Linked DNA regions of Mus musculus: region 2 is linked to region 1. Evidence: chromatin loops called from intact Hi-C (ENCODE). Cell type or tissue: left cerebral cortex. All regions are shown on one strand.

Evidence for each region. A loop is a pair of places that touch in the nucleus more often than their neighbours do. Peaks named below come from ENCODE experiments on the same cell type or tissue, not always from the same donor. Only the 100,000 strongest peaks of a DNase experiment are listed, where the experiment ranks them.
Region 2: a loop joins it to region 1, with 2.7 times the contacts of the local background. A loop is called at or near these places in 14 of 42 quality-filtered maps.

What each region holds. Positions count from the first base shown.
Region 1 is chr4:11,919,372-11,921,871 of GRCm38, forward strand. No RefSeq gene overlaps it. Among named protein-coding and RNA genes, the nearest start is that of Pdp1, 46 kb to the right of the region's middle. In left cerebral cortex, no CTCF peak of the experiment used is centred here; a DNase peak (open chromatin) is centred at 1,330; H3K27ac peaks cover 545 bases.
Region 2 is chr4:11,674,920-11,677,419 of GRCm38, forward strand. Gm35884 (a long non-coding RNA gene) reads right to left here and starts at 1,259. Exons shown (of 4, transcript XR_881129.1): 1 at 645-1,259. In left cerebral cortex, a CTCF peak has its summit at 1,539; no DNase peak of the experiment used is centred here.

The DNA of each region.
Region 1 (2,500 bases):
GGTGTTTTCATTGGCTCCTAGCACATCCGTCTCAGGATAGGTTGCCTAGCAACCTATCAGCCCTATTCCTTCTTGCTTATTTCTTTTCAACCTCTCCTAAAGGTTTCTTTCCTGTTTGTTGGGCTTGCAGTGGCAAGGTTTTAAACACCCCTGTACCTGCAATGGCGGCTTAAAAGTGGTTTGGGATAAGATCAAGTTGTCCTTTGAAGGTCAATGTCATCTGAATGGAGTAATTCCCTGGGAATTCTATAAGAAGGTTCCTAGCCAATGAATGTAATTTGTCTTCACTAGGAGAGGATGAGCCCACTCCTTAGAGGAAAACAAAGATGAGAATATGACCCATGGTAATCCAGGCAACGCTAAAGCCAGCCTTTCCCATAACAGGGTTACATGAGCTATTAGATACTAAGTTCAAGTTGGGCCTCTATAACTTGATGTAGGAAGCCCCATGTAGTACTATATTGCTAAGGGGCCCTTGTGGTATTACTGTGTTGCTAGTTCAAACTAGTTCAGACAAGAGAACAGTTGAATCATTCATTACCCTCCAACACACACACACACACACACACACACACACACACACACAGGCACAAGGCTTTCAACCTCCATTTGTCTGGGCTTCAAGGCAAGTGTGTCTTTTTGTTTATATAGTTTTGCCTACCAACTAGTCCTAAGCCATCCTGGCAAGAATAAAAATATTTTAGAGACACTTGTGCCCCCTTTTGGTTATCAGACTACTGAGACAATATTTCTAAAGAAATTGGGATTTCACCAGGATTCTCACAGTGGGAGAGAAAAAGGCTGATGCCTGGTGCTAGCCAGAGAGGAAACATGTCTCCCTGGAAGAGAGTTCACACAGCACTGACAACTTGTCAGAGGAGCCCTGAGAATCCTGATGAACAAGACCACACCTTGACAGAACTATTTAGCTATGGATTCTGCTCAATCTCTATTTAAACCTAGCCTTATGCTAACATCCACAAGATAGACTCAGGTTGGGATGAGTAATTGGATCTTTTGTTCTTCTCAGTGTATCCACATTGAATAAATCTTTTTTTCTTTCTTTTCTTCCTCTGTTTGTTTAATTGGATTATTGAAGACAAATAGCCAAGCCTGTCTTAAGGTTGTCAGGACTCACACTCTGGTAGCATTTCCACAGTAGTTGCTTTCAAGAGGAGACAGATAGGCATGCTTGGTTCTCTGCACTTTACCCGTAGTCCTTAGTGAAGCCATCTGTAACATTGTCTAACGCCCAGTGCCGTGAAGAACAGATCTGCTCATTTTGCGAATGTTCTCTGGCTTCACCAGATGGTAGCTCTTCTGCTTGCTCAAGTTTTCCCAGCTTTGGAAGTCACAGTACAGTCAATTTGCAACCTGACACATATGGGAGGAAATACAGACTATGTGTCTGGGAACACAGATCCTTACCAAGGACCAAGGGTGGGGATGCTGGAAGGTGTGATGAAGGATCCAACACTCTGTGCACCACTACTGCATTAAGATGGAGGCCACAGAGATTACAACCCTGAGAGATCACAGCAGATGTTCTCATGTGTGAGCAAATGTTCGACACAACTGAACATCCAGGGTGAGGGGGTTGAGGACAAGAAGTAATGAGACCCTGTCCTTCAGCTTCCAAGGGCATGGTCGTGGCCTCACCTCTTTACCTGCACTCTCTAAATCAGTGTACCCCACGCTACGCCACACAGCAGGCCACCACTACAGCACACCAGAGACTAAAGCAATTCCCAAACAATACACGTAGGGAACACCTGGGTCTTGGATTTGAACCAAGATACTGTGACAGGAGGTCTGTGCTTATCAGTACTTTACACAGCAATTTGAGTAAAGAAATGGAGTCATTACTCAAATGGTAGCCACAACTGCAGCCATGGATGACAGTCAGGCCTGTTGGGCCCATTATGTGTGTACGTGCATGCATGTGTGTGCATTTCTGTTATTGTTGTTTGATATCAGCCTTACACCACTTGACAAAATACCTTCAAATAGTAGCTAAATGAATGACTCTTGTGTATGAACTGAAATACTTGTGATGTTAGTGACCTTTGTCTCCTATTGCCTCATCTTGCTAATACCAATACCATAACTTGAACATAGCCTTTTCTCTGTATGGATGCTCATGAGACTTGTTCAAAGGACATCAAAGCCTGAATATGCATATTCACATCAGCACCAGGACCTTTTAGAGAGGGTGTCATAGTATGCATCTGTTGGGAACCATGGTTATCAGAAGTTGCTGCTATTGGTCCTGTGTGTTCTTCCCTTGGCATTTTTCTTAACCATCCAGATGGCATTTGCTTTTGAACCAGACCTTTGGTCATGCTCAATTGCATCTGTCAGGAGCATTCCTAAGCCAACAAGTATAGATGTTTTATAAATGTATCCAGAATCCAAGTGGGGCTAGAGATGAAGAAGCAATTTCTACCTTTGAAACCAACAAACTACCTGAATGAGTTTCAGAGGAATGCATGCAGGTAAT
Region 2 (2,500 bases), 240 kb before region 1:
CCTTCTCCTTCTCCTTCTCCTTCTCCTTCTCCTTCTCCTTCTCCTTCTCCTCCTCCTTCTTCTTCTTCTGGTTTTTCGAGACAGGGTTTCTCTGTATAGCTCTGGCTGTCCTGGAACTCACTCTGTAGACCAGGCTGGCCTCAAACTCAGAAATCCACCTGCCTCTGCATCCCAAGTGCTGGGATTAAAGGCATGCGCCACCACGCCTGGCCTCCCCTGTTCTTCTTAAGTCCCTGTTCCGAGGCATCTTTAGGAGCTGCCTCTGCTCTCCTAAGGTTGCTGTTAGAGGGACCCAGCCACTATTTCAAGACTGATTTCATTTTTACCCTGATGAGCAACAACCATGTAAAGGCACCTATATGAGAAAGTATTTAATGTCCTAAAACGACCACAAGTTTGCCACTTCTAACTCTGCCTCATTGTCTACATGTAGAAAATGTTAATTTCTTTGTGAGTAGCTCTTGTTAATATAGAATATCTTGTCTCTCATTTAATCTCTTTTGTCCTTCACTGAAGTGAATGAAGTATCTGAAGTGAGTGTGGAGGAAGCATGCCAATGTGACACCACTTCCCATAAGGCACTTGAATATCTGTGACCTTGGCTACCTTGGGAGCCCTGCAACCCAATCCTTATGGATACTTACTGAAGGACTTTTGTTTACTGGTTGAAGACAAGGAATGAGTAAATGAGTGACTGGCACATCTTGAAGAACAGTCCTCAGATGCTCCATGAAGCGAGGTATAACCACCCAGCAGCCTTCTCCAGTGCTAGCCTGCAGCAGGCTTTCAAGCGGCAATAGGTAAGGCACCATCTTGTGCACCTGCTTCCAACAGGAGCTGCAGGGGAAAGGAGTTGAGGGTTCCCTCTGAGACACACACCTTCAAATACCCGAGCAAACCCACTGTTCTGCCATGCCAAGGCTGGTATCCCCCACGGGCTGGCAAGTGTTCTCCCAGCAGGAACTCGCTGCCATTGCCTATGCCGTCCTCCTTCAGCAAGCACATTCACTGGGCCATTAATCTTCTTCCAGCCAGCAGGGCGCATGCCAAGGACTTCTTGTAGCTCATGAGTCACAGTCTCCTGGTCCTTAAGCATGGGAACATCTCCAGAGGGGAGCAAGGGTTTGGGGGCCCGTGCCTTGAGGGGAACTCTACCAGAGGAGACACTGACCAAAGCAGCCTCCAGGAAGGACCTTGCCAGGCATGTGGGATGAAGTGGTCAGGAGCCCATGGAATTCTGAAGGACTGCCAGGGCCTGAAGGAAGTCAGAGTAGGCAGAAACTCAGGCACTGGCCTGGACTTGTTCTCACAAACATAGACTTGGCAGGGTCGTTGGGAAACATGAAAACATAAAACCCCCGAGAGATGATTCCACAAACTAGAAAATCTTGTTCTCATCTGTTCCTGCAGCCATGGGCAGGAAGGGCAGCAAAGCAGGACTCAGACAGCTGATGCAGAGGTCTCCACCTGTTAACCCCAGACATGCTTTCAAACATGCAGATAGCCGTAATCCAGCCTAAGTCAACCCACAGGTACTTCCTGAGCCCCCCATAGGTGGCAGAACTGCATTGCATGTGGCTACCTCAAGCTGACCAGATAGATGCCTTTTCTCCCGTGAAACCTTACAAGCCTATGCTCAGCTCCAGAACCTCAACTTAATATTCACATCACTTGGCCCAGGTGTGACACAGACAGGTCTGGATGGGAATTCATTTCCATTTCAAATGTTATTGTTTATCTAACTTCAGAGAGAGAGAGAGAGAGAGAAGAGGGAGAAGGAAAGGGAGAGAGACAGAGAGAGACAGAGATTACAATAATTCTAAGACATCTTCTGAGGGTCTTGGTTTCAATAAATAGAAAAGGAAAGTTCTTTAATCTCTGAGAACATGTCTTGCTTGCTTTCTGGGTTTTATATAGACAGAAACTCATTTGTAAGCAAGGAAAGGAAGCAAGACAGGGAAAAGCCCCCAGGTCACAGCCATTTGCAGACAGGGGACACTAAAACTGTCAAATTGTTCATCCTCTCTGCTCCATGCCAAACATGTGAAACCTGCCTAGGATATAAGACCTCCTCTAAAAAAAAAAAAAAAAAAAAAAGAAAGAAAGAAAGAAAGGAAGGAAAGAAGGAAGGGAGGAAGAAAGTTGGGCAATGGTGGCACACACCTTTAATCCCAGCACTTGGGAGGCAGAGGCAGGTGGACTTCTGAGTTCGAGGCCAGCCTGGTCTACAAAGTGAGTTCCAGGACAGCCAGGGCTACAGAGAGAAACTGTCTCGAGAAAAAAAAAAGAAAGAAGGAAAGAAAGAGAGAGAGAGAGAGAGACAGAAAGAAAGAAAGAAAGAAAGAAAGAAAGACAACCTCCTCTGCCTAGGAGAGGAAGAAAACTATTAAATGTTTAAAAGATCAGGTTTCCTTGAATAAGTACTCAAATCGTGCCGTCAAAATGACAGAGTCAGCCGGAAGATGCCTGTGAAAGAATGTCATAACTGATGTGGGGAGAC